Linked DNA regions of Homo sapiens: region 2 is linked to region 1. Evidence: chromatin loops called from intact Hi-C (ENCODE). Cell type or tissue: heart left ventricle. All regions are shown on one strand. Each heading gives the region's core, and the rest is flanking DNA. Links, peaks and the distances in the headings are about the cores only.

What was found. Peaks named below come from ENCODE experiments on the same cell type or tissue, not always from the same donor. Only the 100,000 strongest peaks of a DNase experiment are listed, where the experiment ranks them.
Region 2: it touches region 1 in a loop (3-fold over the local background); 2 of 110 quality-filtered maps call a loop at or near these places.

What each region holds. Positions count from the first base shown.
Region 1 is chr7:112,130,882-112,139,222 of GRCh38, reverse strand. All of the region lies in intron 1 of DOCK4 (dedicator of cytokinesis 4), which reads left to right. Among named protein-coding and RNA genes, the nearest start is that of DOCK4, 71 kb to the left of the region's middle. In heart left ventricle, for the core only: a CTCF peak has its summit at 4,952; no DNase peak of the experiment used is centred there; H3K27ac peaks cover 2,675 bases.
Region 2 is chr7:111,883,082-111,891,422 of GRCh38, reverse strand. The region is part of intron 16 of DOCK4 (dedicator of cytokinesis 4); the gene reads left to right. Among named protein-coding and RNA genes, the nearest start is that of DOCK4-AS1, 79 kb to the right of the region's middle. In heart left ventricle, for the core only: no CTCF peak of the experiment used is centred there; no DNase peak of the experiment used is centred there; H3K27ac peaks cover 674 bases.

The DNA of each region.
Region 1 (8,341 bases), core at 191-8,190:
CAGTTGTTTCCTAGATCTGAGAGGCCCTGGTTCTTAATGTACACAAATTGGTTACAGGAGGATTTGCAGCGACTGTTGAAGCTACCGGTTTCTTATCTCTTTCCTGACTCTTGGTACCAATTACTGCCTTAGTCTGCTCAGGCTACTGTCACAAAATGCCACAGACTTGGGGGCTTAAAAAACAGACATTTATTTCTCACAGCTCTGGAGGTTGGAATTCCAAGATCAATGTACCTGCACAGTTGATTCTTGCCTACCTGCAGAGGGGTTAGGGTTAGGGTTAGGCCAACCTGCAGAGTTGAAATTATAATGCAGGCCCACTTCCTGGCTTGTAGACAGCCACCTTCTCACTGTGGCTTTTTCTTGGTGCATGTGCATGGAGAGAGATCTTTCTCTGCCTTCCTTTTCTTATAAGAGCACTAATCTCATTAACGGGGCCCCACCCTCAGGACCTAATATAAACCTCATTACCTACCAAAGAGGCCCCATCTCCAAACTGTCACATTGGGGGTTAGGAAGTCAACATATGGATTTTTGAGAGACACGAACATTTAGCTCATAACAGGAACAGAGAATTGTGGGGGAGTTGGGTATGGGCAGGTGTGTTGTTAATAGCTCTGACTTCCTGGAATTGGGAACTGCCCTTGCCTTCTTCCTGTATGCTATTCTGTCATTTTGGTATTCATACTTCGTCTCAACATGTGCTGCCTGAATATGTAAATTGTAAAAATTTCTTCTGCAAATACTTTCTTGGCCATTCTTCTTCATCTGTATCTGAGAGACTGTAACCTAGGCTCTATAAGTAGAGAAAGCCTATCAAAAGTAAGGGCAGTAATTGTCCTCCCATACCATATGTATGCCAAACCAGTGAGAGCATATTGTGTCCATTTTCCAACAAAATACTTCAGTAGCCAGGTGTGACAAAATAGTAAGTACTTTACAGTTTAACAGTGATAATTAAGAGTTTTCCTAAAAACTATAGTCAAGGTGACACAACTAAAGGGACCAATAAGGATGTACTGAAAAGATAGTAAAATCATTGTCTTTAGAGTAAAAGGGAAATAACAGAATAGGAGGTTTGAAGGGAGCCAGGAGAACTGACAAAACATTTTTTAGGAGGGTGTTGACAAATTGGAGTGGACCCAGAAGTAGACAAAAGTTTTAGCAAGTATGTCATATGGGAGATGATTGTAGAGAAGAAATTATTTAATCTAGAGGTGGATGATGATGATGATTGATTATGATCATGGCTAACATTTACTGAATGTTGACTGTGTGCTAAGCACTATGCAAATACTTTATGTGTATTATCCAGTGTAATGCACACACAGAAAGCCTATGAAGCAAGTATTATTGTTAGCCCTGTTTTACAGATGAGAAAACTAAAATTATAAAGAGGTGTGAGTCAGGTCAAGGTCACTGAGCTAGTAAATGGAAGACTGTTGCTGGGCTGAGGAGTGTATGGCTGCAGAACCTTGGCTTGGTATCTCTACTTTTGAGGACATTTCTCAAATATGGAAAAGAGATTAGCCATTGAGGAAGGGTTAGGCCAACCTTATGTAAAATATTATCTTACTATGTTTTATTGCATCTGAGATACCACTGGCTATAAAATGAGTCATTATTTTATTTGCCTTTCAGAAAAATTGCTGCCTATTAAAGTTATAATGCAGAATTGATGGTAAGCCTCCCTCTGATTTTATAGTTGTTGAAATGGGTAAAAAGCATGTCTTAGAATAGATGGAAAAATGTTGTCCTGTGTGTGATCTCGGACCAAAGGACCAAACTACAAGGGAGATTTTAGCTCAAAGAAATGCTTTGCAACCTCTCAAGCTGTGGAGAAATGTAACCTCCTCTGACAGAGGCCTTGACGCATAGCAGGAGCTCGCTGTGAGGTTCCCTGTTGTGCAGGTGCTGAGACTGGCTGGAGGAACTCTCTGGGATGATGTAGAGGGATTTATTCAATTGAGTAGAAGGTGAAATAAATTATCTTCTAGAATCCTTCCAAAACTTTTAATGAAATATAGCATACAGGCATCACATAAGCTATGATAAAAAAATTATTTAAATGTGGTTGGCAGTTATTTGTACCAATTATCTATAGCAATATGTATGACTCAATACCTTTTCTTTCTTGCTGTCTTCTCTCTCTTTTTCTCTTTTGGCATTCTAAACGTGGTTGGTAGTTTCCCATTTTTTCCTCAGGTAAAGTTCAGATTTTTTGGCTCAGTATTGGAGGCACTCTGCCTTTTCACCCAACCCATCTTCCCCACCTTTTTGCCTCTCTCCCAAATTCCATAGCTGAATACCATTTTGCTTTCCCATTGAAAATAAATGAGATATCATAAATAAAAGCTCCTAGCACAGTGCTGGCATACATACTAGCCTTCTGGAAAATGTCAGCCCTCTCTCTCTCTCTTTTCATTTTTCAAATTATCCATCAGTCTCTGCTTTCAAAATCATATTCATCCTTCAAGACCCAATTTAAATGTGGTCTGTTTCCAAAAAGCCCTGCCTGATCACATAAACTAGAGGTAATTTCTGCCCCTTCCTGAATCCTAGTGTGTTTTGTTTATGCCAGCCTGATAGTAGTTACAACATTTGACCTTGAACTCCAGTTATTTGTATCCAGTCTTTTGTCTTCCGCCTAAGTATAAATTCTGAGGGTGGACACAATTCTGTTTGCCACATCATCCCCCAGCAAAGGGCTTGACACATAGGTGTTACGCATGTGTGAGGGAGCGAGTGAATTATGGCATTTTGTAGCAGATTTATCTTCTCGTAATTGTCTGGATTAAGGTAATAAAAATTATTTTGTGTTCCCTAAGTGCATCATACTTGTCTGTGGGAGTGGGAATTCTGGCATGATGTTAGGCTGAGTGATTTACAAGCTACTCTGGGATTGCAAATGTGAGATCAACCACAGAGAGAAAAATCTACAAGATAATGGCTTTATGTGTGTTGCTAGTCCTTCATAGTTTCTATGTTTCTTTTGATATTAAAACATATTAGCTATAAAATGAAACCGGTTTCATTCTTTTTGTTTTTATTGTCTTCAGAGCTTTGAAATTTTACAAGCTATTGATTTGGGTTATAAGCCACACTGAGGCCAAAACTTCTGAGAGGGTATTTAATTTTCACTGCATCTTTGGAAATTGGCCCAAATAATTCCCCTTTCAACCCATGGCACTGGTGTATGACACAGGAAAAATCTGATTAGCTCTTGATGGTTGCCAAATACTTGGTTTTCTCAGCTTGGCTGAAGATTTAGATTATCATTTGGGGCAGGTGGCCTGGAATTAGGAAGAATGTGGAAGGAAATCAATAAGGGTTGGTTTCTCTTATTATTTTCTGTTGGCCTTTCAGATATTCCACCAGGAAAGCAACAAAATTCAATTTTTTATCATTAAACTTCGGGGTAATTTGTACTGGTTCAATTTTTTTTTTTTGGTGAGAGGACTGATAACAATTTTATGGAACTCTTGGAAAAAAGAAATAGAAAAAGCTATTGGTTACCTTTTTTTTTTCTTCAAAGTTTCTGGTGTTTGAATTTCTATTCTAGATGGTATTTAATTCCTTGCACAGCAGTCTACAGGCAGCTTAATCAAGGCGGCAGGATAGTCAAGTGGATGTAATACTGAATGCTTGGATTGATGGCTTTCTGTTGATTAAAGGAGATAGATTATATAGCTAATAAGAATTTGCTTTAGGGAATAAAATTTAATAAATAAGTTAGACTATAATTGGGTATTGGAATAAATTTATCATGTCTTATGTAGTCTTTCCATTCAGAAAATATTTTTTTTTCTCAAGTACCTACAGTGTGTATGGTACTGCATCAGGGAAGTATAATGAGAAGAAGTAAGAATAGATAGATGCTTAGTTTTGACAAAAACATAAGACTAAAAAGGTAAAGCGTAAATATATTAATGAAAAGCTATTTATTTCCATGGTTTTAACTATTTTAAAATGACTTAAAATTCAATCTATATTTATCAATAAGCCTTAATCATATTTACTTGAAAAATATACCAACTTTCAATTTAGTAATATAAAAGAATTAAAGAGCCACAATCAGATAATTATGTCTCAGTTAAAACAAATTATGCCTTAAGGCAAAATTAAACTAAGGATTTAGAAATAGTAAATTATACAGAAAGGACTTTATTGATTAAACAAAAAATTGTGGGGTTTTTTTTGGTGTATACATATATATACACACACACACACATATATGTTTTAATGGTGAAATAAATTTTATAGCAATCATAGGTGAATACTGGTTAAGGAAATTACTGAAGTAAATGTGTTTTATTATGATGTATTATTTTTATTCTGAGAAATGGAATATGCCTCATTGAAGCATAGCGTTTTCTTATTAAATAGGATAATGCATTGTGGCACTTTGAAACCCACCTTGATATACTTATAATTTTAGAATCCACTTCCTTATTTTTCTGGTCTTAGATATTTTATTAAGTTTGTTTGTTTCTTTCTTTCTTTATTTGAGATGGAGTCTCGCTCTGTCGCCCAGGCTGGAGTGCAGTGGCGCAATCTCAGCTCACTGCAAGCTCTGCCTTCCGGGTTCACGCCATTCTCCTGCCTCAGCCTCCTGAGTAGCTGGGACTTGCCTGTCACCACACCTAGCTGATTTTTTTTGTATTTTTAGTAGAGACGGCGTTACACCATGTTAGCCCGCATGGTCTCGATCTCCTGACCTTGTGTTCCGCCCGCCTTGGCCTCCCAAAGTGCTGGGATTACAGGCGTGAGCCACCGTGCCCAGCCATTAAGTTTACACTTTTAGAGTTATTTAAAGACATAAGTAAAAACACTTTTTATACCTTCCACAGTTTATTGGGTCAACCTGCCATATTGAAATCAGATGCTTGTGGAAGAGATTGAGATGTATAGGGTTTTTGATGGTTTGGCATAGGGTGTTTACCTCTCGCAAGCTGTTGGTGTCACTGCTGGCTTTCCGAGCCTCAGGGAGGAAGAGTGTTGCTATTGTAGTGAAAGCTCCACCCTGTTTGTTAATCTGTCTTAACTCTATAAATTATGGACTCTGAGACTTAGTCTAATTACAATTGAAACGATTCTGAAGCATTGTAATGCAGTGAAGTATTCAAAGTAATATGAACATTGCATTTACATTTTTCTAAATGTCAAATTGACATCATTCTGGCCTCCTACCATGGCACAAGTTTTACCAAATAATAGCTAATCTGACAACATGTGGTACACTCCAGTATTTTGTTTTCCATTCTATTTCATTCCATCCCACTCCATTCCATTCCAGTCTGTTAAAAAAAAATTATTTCACAAACCATTTGAGGAAGCCTTAATGTGAGATAACTCACAGTTTGAGAAACACTGGTTCACTTAATAACCACCTACCTGTATACAGCACTCTTCCAAAGAAGCAGTCTTTGTCCTTTATAACCGTACATCCAAAGAGCCATTTTATTTTTTAATTTTTAAAATTTTCTATTTACGTATTTTTTTTGAGACAGGGTCTCACTTTGGCACCCAGACTAGAGTTTAGTGGTGCCATCTCGGCTCACTGTAACCTTGACCTCCCAGGTTCAAGCAATCTTCCTGCCTCAGCCCTCAAGTAGCGAGGACTACAGGTGCACGCCACCATGCCCGGCTATTTTAGGAGAGACGGGTGTCACCATGTCCCCCAGGCTAGTCTCAAACTCCTTAGTTCAAGTGATACACCCGCCTCGGCCTGCCAAAGTGCTGGGATTACAGGCATGAGCTGCCATACCTGGGCCAAGCAGCCTTTTTATAGCATACTTTTTTTCATTCAGGCAAAGAGGTGTAAAATCAAAGAGCCTAAATAAAAGATTAAGCAGGAAAGTGTGCTCATTTATATGAAAAAGCTCATAATAAGAACATTTGTGGAGTGGAACAGTAAATTCTCTCTCGATCAGCCCTGGACTCTATTTTGGTTTCTCTCTGGCTAGGAAGAACTATCCCTGCAAAATGTTTCTGCATTTGAAGGTCTCAGAAGCTCCCGCAGGCACCCACATGGCCTCCATCAGTATAGCCTGTCACCTCTCCTCAAAACACTAGAGAGATGCGGTATGACCTGTATCCCTATTCTGGGATTTGGGTTGGAATGAAGACCTAGAAGTCTCAGAAGGACTTCAATATTAGAGAAGTAGAAAATTCTTGTGGAATTTAGAGGCAGTTGGTCATCCTGGAATTTGAGATTCTAAATTTTAAGAGCCCTGAATACCAGTCTCTGGATTCATCCATTTCACTTCTGTCCATTGTCAGTTGAAATTCAGGAGTGACACTTAGAATTCCTGACAAAGAGTAAAGACTGGCCTGTAGGAGCTTCCTTGCTTAATGAATCCTGCAGCGAAAGTGGGTCTGTCAAGCTGTGGGCCAGGTGCCCAAGTAGAAGTTTAAACCAGGAGTAAATTCTGTAAGGCCAGAGAGTATTCTGCCCATCCTTTAATAACCTTTTTGCATGTGTCCCATGTTCCCTCCTACTTTCTGTATTGGATACTTTCAATATCCAATAACCAAGGATATTGAATGGAGGTGAAATAGCAAGACCAAAGGCCTTTCCCCACCTCCCCCCGCCCCTTTTTTCTATTAAAGCATTTGCTTAACTGCCTTGCTTGTGTGTATGCATGCCTGGTCTCTATATAGCTTCCTGTTTTAAGGTCCTTTCAGGGCAGGCATGCCATCAATCTTTGTGTTGTTTCTAGATATCATCTCTGTGTGAATGTTGTTGATGCTATTTTTAACATTGCATCCTTTGTGTGAGCTGCCACAAGGCTGGGATGACCAAATGTCCTGTTTTTATCCCAGATTTTTCCTGGTTAATTTCCACTCTTTTGTTTGTGATACCTAGACATCCTTTTGAGATGGCAAAAGGATTCGTTTCTGCTTCATTAACTGTGATGAACCTAAATTCAAGCAGAACTGTGCCTTTGAAACAGTGTGACTTAAACCTCTTCAGCAATCCCTGTAGTTAAGACTAAGCAACCACAGAGAAAATGTCCTCCGGCTCTAAAGTAGGGGGCCAGTTTACATGGATTTATGAGATCCTATCAAAGTGAGAAGTAACCTTTGTGGCAGTCCACTGTTTTCCTAATGGTCTAAGGGCTGCCAAACTCCCACCCCATGCTCGTTTCATCCTTGCCTTCAATGCAGATATTAATAAATCTGCCCGAAATGAGATTTTTGAAAGCCTTTCAGGCTCACAATGATGATGCTTGTATGAAGGGATCCCTTTTTTCTTCTGTCTGACTTAGTCTTCTGCCTCCAGACCCTGCATATTTTCCCTGTAGGACACTGGCGTCTTTCTAGGGATAGAATTTAAAAGCATCTCCTCCTCCCCCCATACCAATAGTTCAGTTTGAAACCATGAAGTGTGTTACAACCCCACTTTGTGCTTTTCCCTTCCTCCTTTTTTGTGTCATTAGTGTTCATGTCTGTCTCTCCTATTACATCTTTAAGGGCAGAGACTATGCCATATGATTTTTTTTTCTCTTTCTCATTAGCTGACATGATTTTTGGTTCATTATAGGCACCTGATAAATATGTTGTAACAAAAAAAGTGAATAAATAATGTATGTATCACATTTTAGCTGTTTCCTGCATTGTACAATGCATGCATACATTCACTCTATCTTTGATTCATTTAGTCAAAAAACATTTATTGAGAGGTATTGTCTTTGGGGCTGGGGATATGAGGAGAAATAAGACATGGGCACCCTTAAGGAGCCCATGGTTTATTGTATGAGAAAATAGTTGGTTTCCTCTCTCCTTGTCCTATAAAACCAAGGGCAACTAAGTTTCACATACGGGTGAAGGATCTACCCTGGAGTTTTTGTGTTGGCATCCCCGTATCCTGGCTGAATTGCTTGCCTCCTTTTGCCCTTCCCAGGTACACAGGGAATCACATGGCTGCATATACTTGACACTGTAGTCACCATGGAGTGATTTATTAGTTATGGGCCACAGCGCTTTTAAAACAATCTCAAGTGCTGAATGGAGAGCTGATCTCATCTAGTGAGCAGCATGTATCTCATGCTGTGAGTTTTAGATTATTTCAAAGAACAGAAGACCCCTCAAAAACTACAAGAAGCAGGATCACATTTGTTAGTTTTAAGACATATTTATGGCATACGGCCGGCCATTTCCTTTATGTCACGTAGGTTTTCACTATTATCAGCCTCCGTATTTCTATGCCAACTTGACCATTGTGAGAAATGACCCTATTTATTGTCTAAAATACTGGAAGTCAAATGGATTTATTTTTGGTAACTTTTACTGAGGTAATGACTTGACATAAAATAAAGACTCTGTTCCAGAGACTGTG
Region 2 (8,341 bases), core at 100-8,099, 250 kb after region 1:
CAGGATAATTTTATATGCATGGAAAAGTGCTTATTGTTAATACTTTATACATGCATATATTTAGTATAATACCATTTTTATAAAATTGCTTAACTGTATGTTCTTATGTGTATATGTGCATACAGAGATGCTTGGAATGATATCCTTAAATATTAATGACTTTTTATTTTCATATTGCTTAAATTTTTTGTTAGTGGACAAGTGTTATTTTATAATATTAATAATTTTTTTTTCATTTTGACCAAACAAAAATAGGAAGAGACAGAAATTTAAACTTAGCCTTGTTTTATACTATTTAATTCTGGACTTTTATGTAAGTGAAGACCATTCTTCTGTCATATAATCTTGACAGTAATGTTTATGGTAAGGTTTTGAAGGAACATTAATTGTCTTGGATTTTTATAAACCATGTTCTGTGTCATTCATTGGCAGGTACTGCCCATGATGTCAAAGGTTGATGAGAGATGAAAAAAAACTGCGTTAAAAATGTGTCTTTAAATCTGTCTTGGAGATATGATACAGAGAATAGCTCTGGTTTGTAGTAGAGTATTGGTTAAAACCTACTTGCTCTTCATGTAAAGTATTAGTTTAAAAGACTCAATCCTGCAGTGAGCTAAGAAGAAATCTGCTGTGTTGAAGGCTATTAGTATCCTAATTTAGGCCTTAAATTTGTGAGGTAGTTTCCCTTTGTAGCAATGGCTGGACTTCACTTCTCAATGTGTTCTAAAGAAACCGTTCTTACCGAGCTGTTATAGTAAATACTTTGTCAAGGACCTGGACTCACCTTTTAGGCAGGGTCTAAGGAATCCTAAGGGAAAAGGTCATTTTCAACATCACTTGATTGATTACATATTTAGAGTGGTTTCCAATGTAAATAAACTCTGAAATCTATAAAAATTTGCATATCATTAGCTCTAGGAGAATAAGTAAAATAACTTAGTTATCATTAGAGATTTTGTCCTTCCAGAGCCCCCAGAACATCAGTGATATCTCCAAATGGCTGACAGATAAGCCTAAAAATTCCCTTTGGAATTGCTAGTTCGCTAATAACCATATTTAATCTTAAGTTTTGGTATTTCATTCTATTAGAATTATTGTCTTCCTTAACTTTGTAGGAATGTATTTGGCTAAGCTTCTTCAGCTACCTGCTGGAAAGTAAGTTAAGAAAAAAGAATTAAGAAAAAGTTAAGAAAAGAGAATGAAGCAAAAAATAAAATAAAAAAGAATGAGTAGAAGCAAATTTGTTCTCCAAAAGTCAAATCTCTTGAGGAGATTGATGAGAGAATCCAAAAAGAGGGGCCTAGGAAGACAGTAACTATGTGCTCAAGTCCCCATTCATTCTGACTCACTGTAATGGAGGAGTTTTAGTCACTGGAAGTACATTCGGAAACACCCTCAGGTCCAGTAAGAAAATAGTAATAATACCGTCTGCCTTGGAGAAGTTGGGGTTTTGTAAATTCATCACTGTTGATTGTCAAGAACCACCATGGCAGAAGTGCCCAACTCAAACAAGCTAGAGTTTTGCTTAGTAGAGAATCTGCTTCCTGTAGCGGGGTTTATTGGCTTCCTAATCCAAGGCATTCAAGAAGGAAAAGAGCCAGGTACAAAGTCAGCCAAATAGAAGGTGATGCTGTTTCCTGGTTGGAGAGGGATTAATTTAATATGATGACATAGACAGTAAAAGTCTATTGTGGAGTAACTTATTTCACCTTTGTTACCTAAAAATTTGTCCATAAACCCTTTGTGGCCCACATTTTTCTCTACAAGTTTTCAGGTTCTTATGCTATATCCTAGTCCCTAACTTGGTCCATAGTAGTCCAACAAATACACTTCACTGGCCACTACCTTTGAGATGGACTTCTCAAATCCAGGTAGAAGCTACTGTTCTCTGCTTATCTCAAACTTCAGTGTAGCCTTTTCCTGTAGTATGTTTGCATTCATAAGTAAAATGAAAAGATGAGGGGAATCTGAAAATTTAGGTAGACTGACAGGATTGCAATCTAGCCTGCTGCCCAGTGAACCCCATATGCTCCCCAGTGAACCCCATATGCTCCCCCAACTCTTCTAAAAGACTTACCCTATAACCATAATCTATAAATCTTAGACAAGCCAGGAACATATCTGTCTTCCCCAGGCTTTGGTATAGAAGAATTGATCACTTGACTGATACTTCATTCATTACATGCTGTGAGAGAAATTAAAAAACATCTGCAACATTTTAAAATAAATAACCTGGTAAGTTTAGTATAAAAACATATCAAGCTGAACACATAAGCTGAACAGTGGGGGGAAAACACTAAGCTATCTTAATAGGTAGACTTAGTCCTAGCACTTAGGGATAGTTAAGTGACCTGCAGAAAGCCCCTTCAATGCTAACCAGTTCATACTGCTACATCTTCAGCTCTCCCAAAATGTTCTGCCTTAAGTGAGACCTGACTTGCTTCTGCTGAGAGGGCTTCCTGTATAGCTGCTGGAGTAGAGAGCCCCTCTTCCTAAGCCAGGTGTCTAGTGTCTGGTGGTCAGCTGTCTCCAAATACCCTAACGCTTTCCAGAGATACTCTTTCGCCACCCTCTTGTGAAGAGCTCCCCTATCCTCTATAAGGCTCATTCCATACAGCGCTGCAATTTTCCATGTGTCCTAGTTACTGTCTTCCACCAACTTGTATTTTGAGGGCCAGTGAGGAAGAGGGGGGAAGATGGAGTGGTGTGGTAAGTAGCTGATTAGTTTTCCACAATCAGTCTAGTTCCTAGTTCAGAGTCTTCTCCTTCTGGTTGACTGTCCAACTTCCTGTCCTCTTGTTTTCTTGGCCACTTCAACTCTAGCTACCTCCATTTGCCTTCTACTTCACTATGGCCACACCCTAGGCTGTATTGCCTCTCTACCCATCAGAATCTCCCACTGATTAGATAGATGGGTGGATGAAATCATCCAGAAGCACTTCATATCAAAAATCATAAACTCCCAATATTCTGACCACAGCCTTTCAACCTTCTGATTTTCTAACTATGCCTATTTTTCAGTCTTTTTCTCCTCCACTAGACCACTCTATTTTCTTCCCATTGTTATCTAAGGTATCTCTTAATCCTTAGTTCTACTGTGCCTGCATAGGAAATAAAAAATAGTCCTAGATGAATCTGTAAGCATTGCCCTCTCCTATCCCCAGCCCTAGAAGAAATTAGGGCTGGGGATAGGAGAGGGCAATGCTGACAGATTAGGGCATTGCTAGAAGAAATTATACAGTTGCTATAGGTTAGCATCTACCTGGGTATAGATGTGGGTCCATCAACATTGCAGGCAAACTAGTCCTCACAAGAGCTATTTACAAGAGCTTACCATTCTCCCTACCCCACCACTTCCCAGCTACTTAACAGAGAAAACAGATGCCATCAGACAGGAACTTCCTTAACTTCTTGTGCTCTCTCCTTGCCACCTGCAAACTTATCTGCATCCTTCCTTTCCTTCCGGCTTCCTGTCTCAGGGGATTGGGCAGGATTCCTTTGCTTCAAGACTAGTTCTTCCACCTACTTCCTTCAGGATCTCCCTCCCTCCTGACTCTTCTGGGACCCTGCCCCTCCCAATGTCCTCTCTCTTCCTCCTGCATCTCTTCCAGCAGTATTCACACAGATCATAAACATGCTCAAGCCTTTTTTTTTTAATAATTTTTTTTAAATAGGCACCATGTTCCTTCTTCCCTTCCCGTCATGACATGCAGCCTGCGTGAAATGTCTGTCTTCCCTCATTGCCTCTGCTTCCTCACATCCTCATTGCTCAACTGAAGTTTTTCCCCTTTAGGTCACTAGTGCCCAGCCAGGGGCTAAAGCCACTAGACATTTTAAAAACCTTTCCATACTTGACTGCCCTATAGCATAGAGCACTATTAATAACACTTCTTGAAAATCCCACACTCCTTGGCCTGACGATGTGCTCCTGAGTTTCATCCTTCCTCCTCTTTGAGGACTCATTTCTCTTTATGGATACCTTAAATGTTGATGTTACCAGGGGTTTAGCCCTTGGCTACCATCTGTGTCTTATACTCTCTAGATCCATCTCATCCATTTGGGCAGGTAAGCTATGCTGTTAACTGCCAGATATGTTTTTCTAGTGCAAAACTTTTACCAGCCTACTGAACATCTTCAGTTGGTCTTCCCAAAGACACTGCACACTCAGCATATCCAAAACTGAGCATTTTGTCTTGTCTCCATCCACTCCTGCCATGAAGAGAAACCTTGTCACAGGCTTCTCTTGTCACATTTACCCACCATGTCTAAATAGTTGGTTGCATGACTGGTCAGTTCCACCTCCTCGATAATACTTTAATCCAAGGAATTTAAACCAGAGGTGAGTATTAGAACCACCTGAGATTTTTCTTATTCAAGAGATTTGGGGGTAATCCCAAGGCTTTTATGTATTGAAAAATTCCCTACTCCAGACATACTTAACTATGTATAGTTGCCTCAATATGCCCGTACTTTTTTTTAGCAGTTATTTTAAAGATATTTTAAATTTATAGAAGAGTTGCAAAAATAGTACAGGAAATTCCCATATAACCTTCATCCAACTTCTCCTTATGTTAACCTCTTATATAAGCTATAGTATATTTATCAAAACTAAATTAATCTGGGTACAATTCTGTTAACATGGAATTTATTTGGATTTCACAATAACTTTTCCCACGAATGTCATTTTTTCTGTTCCAGGATCCATTCCAAGATCCCACATTGCGTTGAATGGTCGTGTCCCCATAGTCTCATACGTGTGTTTTTATTCCCCGGTGCCTTTAAGTGTATTGTTTCTTCCCTCCCTTGACTTTTCCTCCCTTGCCTGCTTGATGACCCTTTTATCCTTTACAACTGAGGTCAAATAGTCCTTTGACCTCAGATCAAAGACCATCCTTTTCGATAAGGTCTTCCTTCCCTTCCCCAGCAGAACTGGTTTCTAGTGGTCTTTATCCCAGTGTTGTAATCGGTATTAACAGATAAGTGTGGAGATCAGACATGCAGTGCCCTCAAGGGCAGAGACTGTGTTCATTTCCTTGTTACATTCTTAATGCTAAACTGGAAGGCTGACAAATATTTGGAATTTAATAAATTTTTAATAATGACATAAAGGATGACTACTCATTTTGAAAAAGTTCCCCAAAGAAAGGTATTTTCCTCCAAAAACTATTTAAATCTGGTTTTTATTAACTGGTAATACAGAGTTTCAACTGGATTGTCTACCATACTGTATTTTTTTAATGTGATTACCTACTTTTCACAAGTTACAGACCCCTTAATTTGACTAATTCCATGAATTCCTGTGCCAGTTTTTAAATTAGTAAATTGTAGATGTGGATCTCTCAATCATATATCTTGTATAACTCAAATATCACACTTCTGGAACACTGTCCGGGACTGACCACTGACATTCTCTTTCACATATCTAAGACAGTAGTCAAAAAGTAGCCTAGAACATAATGCAGTATTCATTGCTGTACCAACTGATTTTTATTCCAGAGAAAGAAATACACTGTGAGCCAAACTATATGATCTCAAAGAAGATGAGACTACTACTGCTGCTGCTGCTGCTGCAAAGCCTGCATTTTAATAATTCTGTAAGAGTCTGAGGGAGCACATCTCTCTGGCCAGATCTGATTTCAGACTCCAAGTATAGTAAAGCAAGGATGGTTCTCATCTCTCTCCTCTCTAATTTGTAAATTATCTCCATGCCATTTTAAGATAACTTGCACAGATTCCAACATAGCAAATGCAGAGAACTATCCTTCACTATTACAGTGACATCGTTTTGTTCCCCCAGTCCAGTAGCAGCTTCAAGAAGCCGGGGTCACATTGCCTTGTTTCCCCTGGAAAAAACAAATGGCTTCATTAATTCTTCCCTCATCCATCTGCCAGCATACATCTGCCATAACACTGGTAACACTTTAGCTGTGCTTGTGTCTTCCACAAGAAAACGAGTTCTCTAGTAGAGAAGACAGTGTCTTCTTACTCTCATATCCACATTGCCATGCTCCATGCCTTCACTGGGTTTGGTAGAAAAAATATTCTCTATGTGAAAGCCTAAACTGTGGTTTTACAAGTATTCCTCAGAATGCAAATGATCCGTATTTAACCACCCCATCCAGGTTAGGAGTATAGCTGGATTTTACCATGGTAACAAAGCCATCTCTCAATTACATGCAGCACAAGAATCTCACATCTGCAGTTTGGTGCTGTTGAGCCTGTATTGCTCAGATTTTTAGGCATTTAAGCACCCAACCACTATTCTGTTGCACTTAATATTTCCAATTAAAGCACAGGCAGTGCCAAACCATACTTTTCCAGCCTCATTTCTATGACTTCATTGACTCTTAGCCTTTCACCTAATGGGAAGACTGTTTATTCCCATTTGTTTTCTCCAGTCCATACTCTAGTTCAAAATCTCACTCACAGTAGACCCTTTTCCCACCTGGGGAATTTACTGACTCCCTGGCTGGTTCTAGTATTAGGAAACTGGATAACCTTTTGGCTTAAACTCTAGGCAACAGCTGTTTCTGCCTTACAAGTCTACCTTCTAGAACCTCATTTGTATTATTCACTGCTCTTGAACCCATTTCTTCCCTATCCCTTGTCGTTGAATGAAAGAGTGAATGATTTCTAGCACATTTGTTGTGTTCCTAAGCTCCTGTGTTATGCCCCATCTGCTCCCACCTGCCCTTCCTCCCTACCTTATCCAGGTTGCATGATCCCTTTTGCTCCCTGCATGATTTGAAGACATAAACTAGCCATTTCATTATAAGATTCGTGAGCTTATTGCATTTGAAATTATTTCAGCTCCATATACCACTCTGAGCCCTCTCTCAGGGTGTCTCCCACAAAGATACCTTTCTTTTGAAAAGCTAACCATTTTTGGTCTTTCCTAGCGATACCTACCATGCAGTATTTTATCTATAAATTAAAAATGTTTGAATTAATTACTTGAATTCAAAACTTGGCTAAAACAACAGTAGAGGGAGGCAATGTTATATGGTAGTTGTGAATACAAATTTTGGTTCAAATTCTGACTGTGATACTTTCTAATATTGTGACATTGGGCAAATCACATAAGCTCCTTACGTTACAATATCTTGCCTCAAGGATTGTGTGAGAAGAGAATATACACGCAGTGCAGAGCAGTGCCTGTCACACAGTAAGCACTCATAAAAGGTAGTTGCTTGGATTGCCTTAAAAATCTCCAGTATTTGTATGGTATATTAAGGGTGCGTGCTGAAAACCTCAAGGAACAATAAAAGATATGCTATATTTTCTGTGTGATAGCTTAAGTTTTTCAGAAATAGATTAAAACCTAACCCCCTATCTAGTGTAATCCTACTGGATAAAAAAATCAGATTTGAACCTCTGGTAAATATATAAAAGGGTTCATAGAGACCAAAGAGTAGTTACATGTTTTTCTTCACTGAATTGATGGGCGGAATTCTCTCCTGCTACCCCCATCTCTCTTACACACACCCCAGTGTTCTTGCTGAAAGCTCTTGAAATAACTTTTATGTCCAGAGTATTGTTCATATTTATTATATTTTATACTTGAGCAAGGGTGATAGAGTTTAGCTGTAAGAAGCTATCAAGATGTCATAACTCAGACAGACTCAGATGCTGAGGTCTTGGACCCTCCAGGCTGGGGGAGAAGTGAGAATGAAGGCTTGGTGGAACTGACCTGACCACATCACCTTTTCCTGGCCCATGGAAAAGCAGCCAAGTCTTCTATTCATAGATACACACTAAGGATACAGCACAGCCATCACACCCTCACTCATACAAGTGGTCCATCCCATGGCAACCAGTTGAGCTACATGGGATATCAAGCAGGAATTCCAAGAGGCTGCAGAAGTGCTGCAGAGATGGCAGGCAGTTAGGGGGAGGAGAGTTAATAAGAGATATGTTTACAGGGGCAGAATTTCTGTGAACAGATGGATCATACTAGACCAGGGCAGGCTCCAAATCCTGAGGAGGAGGCCTGGAAATAGCAGGACAGAGTGTCTGGGCTGGGTTTGGCATGAGACTTAGTCACACTAGGAAGTGGTGGTTAGACATATGGAACCCAAATCAGGATAGAGATGAGAGATCAAAGGATGTTTCCAACACTATAGACCAGATAGGGTGAATGTGGGGTGCTGCCCTCATGCTTTGACTTGCCAGGGATGAGATTGAGGGGAGGGGGTCAGTGATCTAGGGTTCCAGAACATTACTTTGCCTAAACACTTTTCCTGAAGAAAGCATTTGAAGTATTCACTTTATAATTATTCTTTAAACCATATATGTATGTTTTATGCATTCTTCTGTCTATATGAATTACTTTGCAGTAGTA